Linked DNA regions of Homo sapiens: region 2 is linked to region 1. A link is an interaction called in ENCODE POLR2A ChIA-PET data of the cell type or tissue named here. Cell type or tissue: Panc1. All regions are shown on one strand. Each heading gives the region's core, and the rest is flanking DNA. Links, peaks and the distances in the headings are about the cores only. Region 1 holds the start of TIE1 (tyrosine kinase with immunoglobulin like and EGF like domains 1). Region 2 holds the start of MED8-AS1 (MED8 antisense RNA 1).

Region 1 (8,325 bases), core at 311-8,310:
CCCCAATCCCTGGGTCCCCTACTCCACTGTCCTGGCACCCAAACCTGAGTCCCCAATCCCTGGGTCTTTGCTCTTGTTCTTTCCTCAGTTATCTCTCTTTTGTCCTTCATATCTAATCTCAGATCACACCTGCTTCCAGACCCTTCTCTGACCTGCTCAGTCTGCCCAGGGGCATCCTCTGGGCTCCCACATTCTCTGGGCTGCTGCCCTTTCCACTATGGCTGGCTGGCAGTGAGCTCCTTGCTGGACTGGCTCCCTGCTGGACTGACTCCCTACCAGACTGACTCCCTGCCAGAGCTCCCTGTCCATCAGACTCTAAGCTCCCTGAGGGCAGGACTTGGACCCTCGTAGGGAAAGGAGGGACTACTCTCTTCCACCGGGGAGATGTGTTTGGTAAAGGCCGACTTATCTTGGGGGGCTCTCAGAGGTCATAGTGCTTATACCTGACTTCTCACAGTGCACTCCATGCCACCCAGAGGGGCAGACACAACCACTGAACCGGTCACAAGTGCCACCATTCTGACACTGGCACTGGAGTCGGCAATCAGCCCCAAAATGACCAGGGGCACAAGCTGGGAATAGAGGAGGTATGATTAGAGGGGCATGGGACAGGGGGCAATGAGGGCACAGATGAGGGCGCAGATGGGGCACAGGTTATACAACAGGCTGAGGATAGAAGGACTGGTCAAGTGAGCAGGAGGGCTTGCTGCGTAAGTCAGAGGCAGAGTGGAGGGTCCGGGTCAAGCTCCTGGCCAGCTGTCTTGGTCAGGGACCATGAGGGTAGGTTAGGCATACCTTCTTGGCACTGGCTTCCTCTCCAGCCAGATCCACAAGAGCAGCCATAGGGGTCTGGGAGGCAGAAGGTGAGGCCCCGGCAGCCTGATATGCCTGGGCACTGCTCCTGGCAGCTCTGCCCAAAACGGCCCTCTCTGCAGGCTAGAAAGAGAGTGTGTGGGGTGTATGGGCCTCTGTGGGCCCCTGGGCCCAGGACCTGCCTGTCGCCCTTACCCTCCAAGCTCCACCCACATGGTTCTAGGGTCTTCTCCCAGTCAGGGATCCTCTCCTGCCTGGGTCCTAGCTCCCCTCCTCCTTACCCTGTTCACAGCGGGTGCCAGTGAAGCCAGGGGGGCATACACATTCGCCGTCATGGTCGTGGCAGACACCTCCATGTAGGCAACCTGGGCACTCCTTGGTACAGCCTGGCCCCCAGCGCCCAGCCCCACAACCTGGAGGAAGGTGTCTTCAGCAGCTGACCCTCACCCACCTGACCACTGAGGACTGGAGATCCAGGGGCTCCAGGGGACCCACAGGAAGTACCCATAGGGCTCCCAGCCTCCCACCCTACCCACAACCTCTGCCCTCTGCCTCTGACCCCGCACGATGAGCCGAAAGAAGGCGCTGCCCAGGGGGCTGGCTTCCAGGTAAGTGGCACTGTAGATGCCGCTCGATGGTGGCTGCACATTTGGGAGCTGCAGCAGGAACCGCCCATCCTGGGCTTCATGCCAGTCCAGGGTGTAGAAGTAGGATCCTGGGGGACATGAATGTGTCAGGGGCCTCAGCACTACATGAGGGCTGTGTCACCTCTCTCTGTCCACCTCTGCTCAGCTCACATCAATGAGCCCCATGCACAGTGATGAGACCTAGGGCCGGCACCACGAGAGCCTATGCCCACGCCAGAAAGCTCAGAAGTGCCCTCTTCTTCATGCTCCACCAGCCACCCAGTAAATCACCAAGTCCTGCTCAGTCCATCTCCTCCTCATCCCCTAACCCAGTCCGCTTCTCCCCACACCCACTGCCACTGCCCTGGTCCTAGCCTCCAGGGGCCTCACAAGGCTCCTCTGCCTCCAGTGTCACCCTTTCTTGTCCCTCCTCCACCCAGCAGCCAGGGTGATTTTTTACAACAGACTCCTCTCTAACTCCTCTGCTGAAACTCTCCTGGTTCTCCAGTGACCTCAGGACAAAAATCCAGCTCCTTAGACATCATTTTCACCAACTTGGCCGTGGCCAAGCCATCCAGCCCCATTCGTCTTCACACCCTTCTTGACTCCTAACATTCCTGAATTCCTGAATGGATTGTTTCTCTTCTAGAAACACCCTTGTGTTTCAGACCCTACTGCTCTTCTCAGTCCCTCCTCCTGGAAGGCCCTTCCTTCCTTTTCTGCCTTCTTTGTCTTCCCACTTCTCCTCTGAGCACAATTCAAGTGCCATCTACTCTAGGGTCTCTCCCCTGAGCCTCTCCCTCTTAGAAGAGTGCTCCAGTCGCTGCCCCACCCGCTTCTTGCCTCTTTGCTCAGGGCTGAACAGAGAGCCTAGAGACCCAGGTCTGCCTGTGCCTCTTCACATTTCCTGTCAATTCACGGGGTCCAGAGCTCAGGAGGCAGCCCCCTTGGCCAAAGGGAAGGGTCTTCCTCCCTCAGGAGCCCAGGTATGCAAGAGTCAGCCAAGGGGTTGTGAATCTGAGGACTGAGGCAGGAATCTTGGGGCCACATAGGAAAACAGCTTCCTTCTATGGGGTGGCCAAAGGGTCAGGGTGGAGGACAGGCCTGGGACTGAGATCCCACGGGTCTACCCAGGCCTCAGCATGAGGCTGTCTTGGGCATCAAGGATCTGGGCTGGACAGATCTTTGGGAGAGGCTAGACTCTGCCCTGCCTGTGTTGGGCATGATGTTACCAGTTCTCTTCCTCCTCAGGGGGACTGATGCGGTCTGCCAGGTGGGCTATGTGACAGCACCTGCTAACTCCCAGGGGAGAGATGAGGGTTTAACATCGTGCTCATTTGGGGCTAAGAGGGAAGGGGCAGCTGACCACAGGCTCCTGGCCCTCTGTGTACAGAAGGAAGGCAGCTCAGAACTACAGATAAGATGGGTGCAGGCACATCCCATGGGACCTGGTCCACTACAGAGGAGAGGCCCTGGAGGTCGGGTGTGTCAGGGGCCAAAGCTGAGGGTCCCATGGGTCATGAAAGTGTTGGGGCCTCAGAACGATGGGTCTACCCTCCCCACCAGTTCAAATGCCCCTCTTTACCGTTGCTCTTCCAGATCACGTCTGTCTGCTTCTCCTTGTGCACACGTGCAGAAAGTACAGCGGTGTCACCTTTGTTCACAGTGTGTGTGACCTTGTCTGGAAGCAGGTGGGCTGCGGGGTGGAAGGTGGGTCAGCGGCCTGGTTTTCCCCGCGCCATCCCCCCGCCTGCCTAACTCACCTCCAGGGCTGTTGTGCACGTAGATGACGCGCGTGCGCCGCGCCCCAGCACCGCCCACGCAGGAGAAGACGCCCACGAGGTCCGAGGGCTTGGAGAAGCCGCGAAGCGTGACCTGGTGCGAACCGTTGCGCGCCAGGCGCAGGGGTGGCCCGGGCGGGGTGCGCACGATACGGTCGTCCTTCTCCAGCAGCAGGGGCGGGCCCCAGGCGTCCGAGCCCCTCCCCGCCCCGGCCTCCCCAGACACGCAAGTCAGGAAGAAGCGCTGGGGGTCCGTGAGCCGCAGGTTGGCCAGCAGCGTCAGGTCCACCGCCGCGCCTGGGGCCAGGACACCAGTGACTCTATTGTAGTCCCAGCCAACCCTAGTGCCCCAGAGCCCCCAGCCCCAGCCCTCTGGTCTTACTGATCCACCGTCCACTCAGAAGAGGGTCTCCAACCTTCACCCCTCTTCCTTCCCCTGCCCGGTTCTTCAGACCCCACAGGCCTCACTTTATCAGGCATTCCCATCCCCCTCCTTTCCCCTTCCATGCGCACTGGCCTCTTTCCCTCAAGTCTCTTCATTCTAAAAGAACAAAAACAAAACCACGAATCCTTCTCTGGCCGTGTCCCCTCCCTTCTCCTGCCAGATGGCTTCCCTTTCGCCCCAGCTTTCGGAAAGAATGATCTATGCTCCCTGTCTCCGTTTCCTCACTTTATTTCTATCAGTCCTGTTTCCCCACTCGTCTCTAAAACTGCCCTGCAAAGGTTGCTGTGAGCCACTTCTCCCTGCCTCCACCACGAGAGTGCAGGCCAGGAGAGCCAGCCAGAACAGAAGTGTCCCATGGGTCCCCCTCTCTGTCACTATGGAGATCTAGAAATGTCTGGTGGGCTGGGATTTGAGGTGGGAGAGGCTGAGTTTTGCAGCCAGAAGGTTGTGGCACAGAAATGGAGCTAGGGCTGGGTGCGGTGGCTCACGCCTGGAATCCCAGCACTTAAGGAGGCAGAGGTGGGAGGATCCTTTGAGCACAGGAGTTTGAGATCAGCCAGGGCAACATAGCAAGACCCCATTCTCCAGAAAAAGAAAAACAAAAAGAAATGGAGCTAAGCTTGGGGCTGGGCCCAGAGCCAGGGAGGGCAGCCCCAGGGCAAGGCCTGGAGCCCAGACAGACACAGACACGAGGTAGGTCTTGGTCTTTGTTTGCCTTCCAAAGAGCTCACGCCCTAGTTGGAGGAACAGGCATGAACACAGCTGCCAAATGTAGGGCGCTGTGCTTTTGAGCACAGAGAAGGGACCCCTGCTCCAGCCTGGGGGAGCTCAGGGAGATGAAGAGATGCTTCCTGGGAGGTACAGTTGGAGCAGGGCACATTGGCGTGAGGACAATGGGGAGGGAGAGAAATCAGGGGCAGGGAGAGGGCATCCTAGACAGAGGGAACAGCCTGGACAGAGGCCTGCAGTGGCAATATTGTGGCAGGTGGAGGGGGCTCTCCAGGTTTGTGTGACTGGAGTACAAAATGTGAGGCTGAGGCAGGAGAGATCAGGTGGAGTCAGAGTCCAGTCTGGACGGTGGAGAGCCTGCGAGCCTGCCTTAGCTCCAGGACCCAGAACCCCTCCACCAGCCAAGCCCTTCCTTCTCTGTCTCTTGTAGCTGACTGTCAAGCAGTTCATTAGTTTAAATGCCACCTAGCTTATCAGTGTTTGAAAGGCTACCATGAGCAAACGAAGCTGGCATTTACTGACCGCCCACCACATACCAACCCCCATTTTCCACTGGATCCTCACAACCAGTGAAGTGGATATTCTTTCCAGTTACAGAGGAGGATCATGGTAATTATTCTACTGGCTTCTTTGAGCAAGCTCGCCCACTCCCCCAGTTTTAACCATCACCTCTGAGTCAGTAACTCGGGAACGGTCTTTCAGCTTGGACCTGCATTTCCATCAGCTTTTCCCAAATCTGCTCCTCTCCAGTGCTCCCTGACTCACTGGACAGCACCCGCCACTTGAGACACAAACTATGGAGTCATCTCTACTCCCATTGTCATAATAATGAATGTTTATTGGCTGCCAGTTATGCACCAGGCACTTTACTGATATTGTTTCATTTTACCATCCCAGCTATCCTGGGAGGTGGATGTTATTATCCCTGTTTTATAGCCAGGAAAGGGAGGCTCAGAGAAGTTAAGTAACTTGCCCAAGGTCATACAATTAGTGAGTGGCAGGGCCAGGTTGTCTGATTCTAAAGTCCACATCTCTGAGCACTGTGCTGCCTGCCTCATCAGTCATAGAATTCTGCACATTGTTTCCTGAACGCTTCTTGACTTCATCCCCACCCCCCCAGCCTGCCTTTGTTCAGCCCTCATCCTTACTCACCTAGACCATCCCAACAGCCACAGCCCCTCCTTCTGCAACTCATCCTCCACGGTGATCTAAGACCAAACCTGACCTTGTGACTTTCTTGCCTGTGACCTCCCATGGCTCCCTATTGCCCTCAGGATAATGTTCGTGCTCCTAAGCCCCGTGATGCTCCCACGCTATCCCTCCTGTTGTGTTCCTAACAGGCACCTTCTCTCCCATGCACCTCCATGCCTCTGAGACTTGCATTTTTTATGTTCTGGCTGCCTGGAATGAAGACCACCCCTCTTAGTGAAATCTTCCTTGATTCCCTTTTTGTCTCCTACCTGAGGCAGTGTAAGCTGAACTCCTCCTCAGTGCTCCTCTAGAGCTCCTGTGTCTGTCCCTGTTTAGCCCTCTTCCCCTGTCCTGTGTTCTGCACTAGACCATGAACCACTCAAAGGCAGCCTCTGTGTTCTAATCGGCTGACCAGCAGACTGAAGGAATCAGCTGCCACCTACTCAGAAATCCTTACCAAGCACAGTGCACTGTGCCAACTGCTCTGCATCATTTTCTCATTTAAACCCCATAACAACCATAGGAGGCTGGCATCATTTAATCTCATTGTACAGACTAGGTGTTGCCAGCCTCTCAACTAATGGCCCAGCACTTAGCACAACTCCTGGAATATTGTTGGTGCTCAATAAATGTTTGTCCAGTGAACAACTGAGTGAATCCAACACAATTACCCTATGAACACCCCCTGAAAATGGCCCTCCACAGATCCTCAGATCCAACACAGTCAGCGGCTACTCCTCACTCCTCCCCTGATCCCAGGTTGCAGTGATTTCTAGCACTTGCCTGTGTTTTCCTGGCCTTGATCTCACTTTCTAGTGGATCAAAGTGATGGCAGTGATGATAGGGCTTGTTTTCCAAAATTTTTTGTTGTGGTGAAATGCATATAAAATAAATTTTACCATCTTTTTTTCTTTTTAGATGAGTCTTGCTCTGTCGCCCAGGCTGGAGTGCAGTGGCGCGATCTCAGCTCACTGCAACCTCTGCCTCCCAGATTCAAGCGATTCTCTTGCCTCAGCCTCCCAAGTAGCTGGGATTACAGGCTCCTGCCACCACGCCCGGCTAATTTTTGTATTTTTAGTAGAGATGGGGTTTCACCATGTTTGCCAGGCTGGTCTCGATCTCCTGACCCTGTGATCCACCCGCTCGGCCTCCCAAAGTGCCGGGATTACAGGCGTGAGCCACCACACCCGGCAAATTTTGCCATCTTAACCATTTGTAAGCAGCATATAACCCAATGTGATTAAATACATTCCTAGTGTTGTCCCACCATCACCACCATCCATCCTTTTTTTTTTTTTTTGAAAAAGACGAAAGTCTAAACACAATGGAGACGGGGTCTCACTATGTTGACCAGTCTGGTCTTGAACTCCTGGCCTCAATTGATCCTCCCATCTCAGCCATCCAAAGTGCTGGGATTACAGGTATGAACCACCGCACCCGGCCCCATGTTTATAACTCTTTTAATCTTGTAAAACCAAGTAAAAATCTTGTAAAAACGCTGTACCTTTTAAACAAAACTCCCCATTTCTTCCTCCCTGCAGCCCATGGCAACCATCATCCTACTTTCTGTCTCTATGATAAAATAGGGTTTCTTGGGTAGAAATCAGGGCCTCGGGGCCTAGAAATGGGGTGAGGGACTCAGGGGAGACTTACCCACATGAGAAGCCAAGAAGAGGATGGGGAGCAAGAAAGGGGGCACCCGCCAGACCATACTCCAGAGGCCGACCCAGGCCAGCCAGGACGAGCTGGGCCTGGGGTCAGATGCTGTGGGCCTGACTGCTCAGCCTGTGTTGGTCAGTGTGGGTCGGTGCTGGGGAGGAAGAGGAAATGAGGTGGCTTGGGTGGGAGGGGTGGCAGGGTAGGGGGTGGGAGGACTCATTCTGCCTTTGAGCCTCTAGGCCCCCCAATCTGGCCCCCACAAGGCTGGGGATGGGTGTGGCCTGGGAGGAGTCACTTGAGGTGGGGGGAAGGTTATGGTAAGGGCAGACCTGGGGACAGCTGGACTGATTTTTCCCATCCCCTGTCTCTCTCCAGTACTCAGTCTTGCTGGCACAAAGGAGGCAGGAGGCAGGAAAGGGAGGAAGCCAGTGGCTTCCGCCTATTGAGGAGGGGGGTGGGGTGGGGGACATTGTTCTGGGGTCTCCCCTCCCCCCGGCACAAACACACAATACGGCCCACATGAGTCCTCATGTATGTGCCCCAGGACACAGACAGTTACATGGGTTTCCTAGAGAGCAGTTCACATACGAAACACAAAGGACCTCTGTGGGCCTGAGAAGCACATACACTCAAAGGAACACAGGGCCCTGGCAACAAAGAGCCTTCGAGTCTACCTTGTGTACCTCTCTCATTGTACAGATGGGAAAACTGAGGCTTGCTGTGCTCGAGGGCACCCTGAGGCTGTGGCAAGGCTGGGACTTGAACTTCTGACTTAGTCCTTGCTTTCTTGGTGCCAATCGCTCCACAAGGGCTCACATTAAGCAGTCCCGGGGAGCACACAGGGAGTATCGGTTGCATAGATAGTCCTCAGCTTAAGCTGCTAATGAAAGCTTCAGCTTATTGTCTGCCAGGTGTCATTCATTTTGCGGCAAACCCCTGCCTATTCCTGGGCACTGGGGCAGCAGAAGTCTGCCCAGGGAGGTGCACTCACTCTTGACGGCTGACAACAACCTGGGAGCAGTCGCACTGCTTTGGCAAAGTCTCTAAAGCCCCATGGATCTTGCCTCTGCTTCCCTCCCAG
Region 2 (8,325 bases), core at 85-8,084, 79 kb before region 1:
GAGCTTGAATAAAATGTGTTCAAACCTTCTGGAGAAAATCAGCAAAGAGGAGCGAGAATCAGAGAGTGGAGGTATGATGGGACTGGTGGCTAAACAGAGAAGGAGAGGTATATAAGATCACTGGAATGGGAATGGTTGTTTTGGAAGTAGTGAAGTTAGGACACAAGGGTGAACTGCTTTGGGGTTTGTATCCATTCTGTTAGCCTTTTGTATTTAAGGCCAGCACTGAAGCAGTGGAGGAAATGGGCAAAGTAAGAAGAGAGAATTCTGAGATAGGCTTGGGGGTCCTCTGGCTCTTTTTCTGGGCTGTGAGGGAGTCTAGATGTTGCTGAATTCAGAACTCCAAACCCTGGCACTCATACTGGTCTTCCAGCTGCCACGTTCAGTCCTGCATCAGAAGCATACTTCAGGATCCCCATTACTTTTTCTTCAGGTCTCCGGCCGAACAAGCAGACCTTTAACCCTACAGACACTAATGCCTTGGTGGCAGCTGTTGCCTTTGGGAAAGGACTATCTAATTGGAGACCTTCAGGCAGCAGTGGTCCTGGCCAGGCAGGCCAGCCAGGAGCTGGGACGATCCTTGCAGGAACCTCAGGATTACAGCAGGTGCAGATGGCAGGAGCTCCAAGCCAGCAGCAGCCAATGCTCAGTGGGGTACAAATGGCTCAGGCAGGTCAACCAGGTAAGGTGGCAGGGGTTGAAATGAAGCTGACTTTGAGCAGGAGTGGGAGGGAATAAGCTAGATTATCTGGGCCTCCAGCATCTCTAGACCTAGAGGTTTTCTCTATTTCTCCTTTTCACTGTGACCCAGGAAATAATTTTCAGAAGTAAAAAAATCTCATCTGAGACTCTGCAACAGGCACCAGAGAGTGAGGAAGAACTTTGAGTAACAGAAACTGCTCCAATTTCTCATCCGCATCTCACATCTCTGTGTCAACTATCCTTCTATCCCATTTATTCTGGTATTAGATATGTTGTCAGTGTCTCTTGTTAGGTAGAGAAATCAGCAGTCAGATCTTAAGACCATTTGGTAGGTGCATCAGGAATTGACACGCAGGCCAGTTTTCCAGTCCTACATGTATTCTTTTCTCTGTATCCTGCCTCTCTTGCTCTTGGCTTCCTGCCTTCTCTCCTACTCATTTTTAGAACAGTCTAGATGCAGGCAGCTAGAAGAGTTATTTCCTCCAAGCTGTCTAGGAAAAGGGACAATTAAAGAGAGATTCTGCACTTATTATGATATAAAAAAAGAAAAACAATGAGAGAACATAGTACTCTTTTACCTGTGACGTTAAATGGGAGTCACACAGGTTTAGCTATCTGTTCTAGGAGTGGATGAACAGACTATTCTCCCATGTCACTTCTTTCCTCCTGGACACCTTCAGGGAGACAGCTGGGTGAAGAATCATACTTCTGACCTCTGTCAAACAGGGTCAGATGCCGCAGAGGTTCTGAGATGATAAAGGAAGTGACAGAGGGAACCTGAGGTACCACATTTCTGATTTGTCATGAAAGTCTTACCTTGCTTAAGATGACTTTTTTAATGTTCCTTTCAGGGAAAATGCCAAGTGGAATAAAAACCAACATCAAGTCGGCTTCCATGCATCCCTACCAGCGGTGAGTGTGGCTGGCAACCTCGACTCCCTGGTGCTCTTTGCAGAGTTGGGCAGTGAAATTACCTTTTGCTCAAGGCTCACCTAGATGGGTACAATAAAAAGAACATGGGCTTTCAGCAGCAGACAAATCCCACTTCCACCACTGACTAGCTGTGTGACCTTGGACAAGTGACCTAATTTTTCTGAGCCTGTTTCTCATTTGTAAATGGTGATAATACCTACCTCATAGGGTTGTTGTGAGGATTAAAATGAGGAAATGAATGTAAAGCACTTAGTACAGTATATGAAATAATGGGTATTCAATAAATGATAGTTTCTACAGATCCTTCTCCCCACCACCCTCCACAGTCCTTGATCCAGAACTTACCCTAATCTGATACTGCCTCACGTCAATGGTGAGCTGATGGACACAAGATCAAATAAGGCTATGCTTATTTTGTGCTGCCAGAAACTGTAGCAACCTCTGTGTTCTTAGAGGCACACTGTTTTTGCAGGCCCTCCTGCCTGGGTTTCATTCTGGCTATCCCTCTAAGGCGCAAGGTGAAGAAGCTTCTGGGCCAGGAAGGAAAAAAAAATGCCCACCTGCAGCTCTGGTGAAGCTTGGGCCTGCTCTCCTTTCCATCCTCTAAGGAGCCAACTTGGCTTTTACCTGTCAAATAGTCATAAAGTCCCCTATCCTTTACCCCACCTTATACACACGAGGCTTTCTCAGGAAGTGGCTCTGCCAGGCAGGACTATGTGGGAAAGGGTTTTTCCTTAGCACACGAAAAAGCCCCTTCCCCTGGATTCATGTTTCTTATTTTGGAGGGAGAAGGGAATTGCACTTCACACTGCCATCAGGGTTTAGTTGACCTCATAATGGTGCCCACTTTCTCGACTTTGGCCAGGATTTCCTTCAAAGAAAACGACTTTCCTTCATTTCCCTAAGCCTGTGGCCCAAATGGTGGACCAGAATGATGGTGGGAGGGGGCAACCCCCAGTAGCTTTGCCTGCTTTTATAAAGTTGAACAAATTGAATTTAGACATTCAGGCTAACCTGCCTTTCTTAGTACTCCTTTGTTGGCATGGGCAGGGGTTGAGTCAGCAGAAGTGGACCAAAGGATTCCTCTGAATAAAGTTATTTAAATTGATGTTCACTGGCTCAGGGTTGTCTGACAGTAATTTATGAGAGCACTACATAGGGATCAGAGGGGCAGTTTCAAGAGTGCTGCAAGGCAGTTCTAATTTGTTCTCCATAAAAAAGTTTCCGTATCTTTAATTAGCTTTGATCTAAAAATCCTGAAACTTCCCTCCTGCTCATACCTTCCAGCTGCCTTTTTTCTGTTCTGTCACACACTGGTACTTTGGCATTTGTTCAGTGCCAAACAAAGTTCTGCCAGGCTGTGGCAGCAAAGGACTGGAAAAGTGGTCCCAGATGTCACATCTGTTACCATTCCATCAAGGTGAGGAATGGTATCCACAAAGCTCACTGACCACAATACATAGCAGTAGGGGAGTCTGGTCACCAGCTCTAAGGCAATGCCAGACCTTTCCCCCACTTAAACTGTTCCGGCTCATCAGCCCACTCAGGTGTTATCTTCTCACCTCTTCCCTTCCCACTGGAAATGTCAGTATTAACTGGCATATTGGGTAGAGTTTGAGCTGTGCTTCTCTGAAATTCCTGGAGCATCTTTTGGTGACTATTGTCCTTTACTCCACCAAAAGATTCCCTCCTATTGAATGGCACCAACCCCAAGTTTTTTTGTGTCCCAGGCAAATACTGACTTCATCCCCACCATACTATTAAAATGGATTCCTTGTCATCCAAGAATGGAAATATCCTCTTGCCCCAACAGGAACATATGCAGGATGTCACCTACATCTTGTTCCCCTAAGCAAACACTCCTTCCTCTAGAGGGACTCCTCTACATTCATCACCGTAGGAGCACATGCTGTCGTTTTTATCCCCCATCCTCAAATCATCTGGAGTACACAAATCTCAGTAGTGTCTCCCACTTTGGGGTCCATACAGCCTATTAAATGCCTCAATAGAGAGTATGTATCTCCCACCCCTAACATACTCATTCCCTCAGGAGGGAATACATATACAGTTTTCCTTTGAAGAAGGGGACATGACCTATTTACTGGCTCAGATTTAGGATTTGCAAAAGGTGACTATTGGCCTACTCTGGTAACATTCCTCTGTTTTTGACTGTCCTGTTTTGCTTGGAGATCGTGCTTTCTCCTATTCTTGGGTCCCCTGGAGAAAGAGATTAGGCCATTGTCTCCTAGGTTTGTGTCTAGGATGGAGAAAGAAGCAGCAGCTGTGAAACGTCAAGAGCTTACTACAGGACAGAGTTCATCCTGCTGAAGGCGGAAGCTTATCCAATCAATGTCAGCATAAGGCCCATTGCCTAGGATCTCTCCCTCTCCAGCTCTGCCCTGAGCCTGGGATTCAGTCATTGCTGAACCTCTCTTTTGCTCATTGTGCCAGTCACCCCATTCTGTTCCCCTTCTGGTGTTTATTGCTGCCCTACTTAGCTGGTGTACCTCATTCAACCCTGTCGTTTTTTGGGAAACAGCCAAGATAGATAGGTTGTAGCCAAGTGCTCCTTAGAACTCCATAATGGGTCCCAGCATTAGGATTGAGCTGGAGGGGGTGTAATTGCCCACCTCCTGTTGTGCTGCCACAGAGAAGAAGCTGAACTCTGCAGGAATGCCCCAGTGCAAGGCTGGTCCCTTTTCCCACCCCCCTCTCACCTCCCCCAGGCAGCTGGAAACAACCTCTCCCTTTGTCTGAGCTTCTTGTACAGAATAATCCTCCTTATGGACAATGTATTCTCTGTGCCCTGTGGACACAGGAGCTGTGTAAGCTGATCCCAGCACCAGGCAGGACGGAGGCTGAGTCCTTCCAAACGCCCACCCTGGGTCAGCTCCTGATTACTGTCCAGATGAACTACGAAGGAGTGTACATTCTCTTCCATCTGCCTTTCCTATCTGCTCCAGAATTAGGGGAATAGCCTACTGAAGTTTAGCATTGGGCCAGGAGTAGGAACAGGGGATGTGGTCCTTTTCTGTTCAGTCTTGAGGGTTCACAGTGCCTGCTTATGGAGGCTCGATGTGGCTCTTGCCTGGAAACCTCAAACACATGGGGACTAACCCTTGGAAAGGGCTTGCCACTGTGCAGATGGGGCTTTATGATTGGAACAGAAGGCAAACTCCAACGCATCTGATGGGACCATGGTGCCCCATCACTTCAGCATGTGTTTTGTCCCACAAGACAAAGTTCCTTTCTTCTTCCCTTTAACTTCTCTTTTTTTTTGAGCTCCATGTGTCACTGAGGCAGCTCTTGGGTTCCTGTTGTGGTCTCTCAATGAGTCACATGCCATTTGGACATGGCAGCTTCCCTAAGTACATCGTGGACAAGGCATCTCACTTCCCTAAGCCTCAGTTTTCTCACTTGGTGATCCCAGTGATCCTTTTTAGGTCTAAAGTCTGTGGCAATGATTTTCAAACCCATTTATCCCCAGGCATTTTGTTTTGTTTTGTTTTCCTTGGTGCATGACTGTTACATAAATAGGCCAAAATTTTCCTAGATAAGCCCCCAAGTCCCTCAGACTCCTATAAACTGTTCCTGAAGTTCCCTCGCTGTCACCTACACCTTAACATACCAACACCCTTGTAGACCACAACCTTGAAACTGTTTTCTAAAACATCTTTCTCTAAGTGAAGATTCATCAAAGAGATGGTAAGTTACCACAAAGTTATCACAAGTTACAAGTTCTGACATACCTTGTGTGTTAGAAGTCGCCCTCCCCCTCACACATCTCTCTCTCCTTGGGCAAGATACATGTACCAAAGAGACTCCTCCAGTATAGGCAATAAATTATACTTCTTCCACATGAAGATAACCTTTCCTACTGAATCAAATATAAGTGCCTTGGGATGCTCGTCTTCCTATGTTTTCTCTGCCATTCCACTGCTTTCCCTAATTCTCACCCTAATTTCCCTAGTTTGTGGTCATTTTGATTCTTCATCTTTTCTTGCCCACATTCCCTACGTAGATATCCTTTGTTCATTTTTTTTTTTTTTTTTGAGACAGGGTCTCACTCTGTCATCCAGGCTTGAGTGCAGTGGCACAATCACCTCTCACTGTGATCCTGCAACTCAGGTGGTCCTCTAGGCTCAAGTGATCCTCCCACCTCTCAGCCTCCCAAGTAGCTGGGACCACAGGCATGTGCCACCATGCCCAGCTAATTTTTAAATTATTATTATTTTTAATGGAGACAGGGTCTCTATGTTGCCCTGGCTGGTCTCAAACTCCTGAGCTCAAGCGATCCTCCCACCTCAGCCTCCCAAAGTGCTGGGATTACAGGTGTGAGCCACCACACCCAGTCTATCCTTCATTCTTTTTGCCAGTTTCTCTGGGCTACATTTCATGGCCTTAGATAGTGCCATTTTAGTGTCTCTTCCATGTTAAAAGATCCTTCTTAACCCTACATCCCCTCTCACTGACTCACTCGCGCCATGCTCTTGAAACAAAGTGCTTAGAATCACTGTTTCTTTTACCTCCCATTCACTTTTCAACCCCTGTGTTTGGGCTTCTACTTCCACCACTCCTCAGAAACTCAGAGATCACTGTTGACCTAATGGCTAAATCCAGAGTTTTTTCAATCCTCATAGTAATGTATCTGCAGCATTTAATGCTGACCATTTCCTTTAGTCTCTTTCTCCCCCATGGCTTCTATGGCACATGCTCTCCTTGTTCATCCTCCTCTCTGGCCATTCCTTCTCTGCAGCTTTTGGACTTTTATACTTCTTCCTGCTTCTTAAATGTTATTCTCTAGGACTTGTCCTTAACCCCCTTTTCTTCTTCTTCTACCTGCTTTCTGTGACCACCACTTTTATGTGCATAATTTAAGCGAGTTTTATTTTCAGCTCAGACCTCTTTGCTGAGCTGCAGATTCCTGATGGATATCTCTACCTGTATGATCCACAGCTGGTTGAATGTCCAAATCCAGTTATTCTAGCCTACACACCTGTTTCTCTTCTAAGCCAGGAATATGGAAACCATTCTAAATTATTCTCCCTCTGGGTCCCCAACCCCCTCATACCTAATCAGATACTAAATCCTACCAATTCTGTCTCCCCAGTGTCCATCCACCCTGTCCTACAGTTTAGGCTCTAGGCCTCTCTTACTAAAAGTATTGTTCAGACTCCATATCTCTAGCCATGCCCACTCTAACTCATCTTCCAAAAGGCTACAGATAGGTCTTTCTAAATTGCAGATCTGATCACATTACTCCCCTGATTAAAATCCTTTATCTCCAGTCCTGCCCACTTTAACTTGTCTTCCAAAAGGCTGCCAGATAGGTCTTTCTGAACTGCAGATCTGATCACATTATTCCGTTGATTAAAAGCCTTTTGATAGTTTACTCCCCATGTAGGGTGGGTGTGCCAGACATACTGAAAATCACAAGATAAAATCTTCCTGGAATGTTCATTTTAAGGGTAATTTAAAACAGAATACACATTTAACATGTATTGTTATTTTATTATTTTGAGACATGGTCTGTCTCACTGTTACCCAGACTAGAGTGCAGTGGCGCGATCTTGGCTCACTGCAACCTCCGCCTCTCAGGCTCAAGCGATCCTCCCACTTCAGCCTCCCAAGTAGCTGGGACTACAGACACTCGCTACCATACCTGGCTAATTTTTGTATTTTTGGTAGAGATGGGGGCATATGGACAACATACCTGGTGGGTGGGTTGGTAGGGGTGGGTGTGCCAGGCATACTGAAAATTACAAGGTAAAATCATCCTGGAATGTTCATTTTACTTAAGAGTAATTTAAAACAGAGAACACACATTTAGCATGCATTATTATTTTATTTTGAGACACGGTCTCACTGCGTCATACAGGTTAGAGTGCAGTGGTGCGATCTTGGCTCACTGCAACCTCCATCTCCCAGCTCAAGTGATCCTCCCACCTCAGCCCCCAAGTGGCTGTGACTACAGGCGTGCGCCACCATACCAGGCTAATTTTTTAATTTTTGGTAGAGATTGCTTTTGCCACATTGCCCAAGCTGGTCTCAAACTCCTGAGCTCAAGTGATCCTCCTGCCTCAGCCTCCCAACATGCTGGGATTATAGGCATGAGCCACCACACCCAGCCAGCATGCATGCATTATTAAGAAAAAATAGTCTTCAAAGAATTCCTACTAGTCTGAACAGCTTCAGACTAAGCCACCAGATTCCCTAGGGATATTTATTTACTCTTTTTGGCCATTACATTTACTTCATTGGAAAAACTTAAAAAATAGCTCAGATTTTCTGGAAAGGCAAGTAAGATTCTGTGTGATGCAGCCCCCTGCCTCCTTCTTATTGTCATGCCACCCACTCAATTCCCAAGCCATCAACATTGCTTGCAGTTTCCTGAATGTGACAGCTCTTTCAAACCTCCATTCCTTTATTCCCACTGTTCCCTCTGCATGGAACACTGCCCTATCATTCTGTCTGATGAATACCCAATCATCTTTCAAAAATCAGCTCACAAGTCACCCCACTCTTGCCGGTGCAGTGGTTCACGCCTGTCATCCCAGTACTTTGGGAGGCTGAGGCGTGAGGACTGCATGAGCCCAGGAGTTCGAGACCAGCCTGGACAGCACACGAAGACCCTGTCTCTACTAAAAAATTAGCCAAGTGTGGTGGCACACACCTGTGGTCCCAGCCATT

What was found. Peaks named below come from ENCODE experiments on the same cell type or tissue, not always from the same donor. Only the 100,000 strongest peaks of a DNase experiment are listed, where the experiment ranks them.
Region 2: POLR2A ChIA-PET joins it to region 1 with 11 read pairs; 6 of 35 experiments call an interaction of 5 or more read pairs at or near these places.

Annotation. Positions count from the first base shown.
Region 1 is chr1:43,300,043-43,308,367 of GRCh38, reverse strand. It overlaps TIE1 (tyrosine kinase with immunoglobulin like and EGF like domains 1), which reads right to left and starts at 7,386. Exons shown (of 23, transcript NM_005424.5): 1 at 7,239-7,386; 2 at 3,203-3,517; 3 at 3,025-3,135; 4 at 1,373-1,528; 5 at 1,095-1,226; 6 at 796-936; 7 at 444-572. The coding sequence starts at 7,296. RefSeq lists an enhancer at 7,327-7,416 and a silencer at 7,447-7,546. In Panc1, for the core only: no CTCF peak of the experiment used is centred there; no DNase peak of the experiment used is centred there.
Region 2 is chr1:43,378,335-43,386,659 of GRCh38, reverse strand. It overlaps MED8 (mediator complex subunit 8), which reads left to right. Exons shown (of 7, transcript NM_201542.5): 5 at 1-71; 6 at 434-682; 7 at 1,554-2,743. The coding sequence ends at 1,618. It overlaps MED8-AS1 (MED8 antisense RNA 1), which reads right to left and starts at 1,611. Exons shown (of 2, transcript XR_001738027.1): 1 at 1,519-1,611; 2 at 934-1,376. It overlaps LOC112268225 (a long non-coding RNA gene), which reads right to left. Exons shown (of 2, transcript XR_007066049.1): 2 at 7,461-8,325. RefSeq lists a silencer at 8,158-8,325. In Panc1, for the core only: a CTCF peak has its summit at 3,015; no DNase peak of the experiment used is centred there.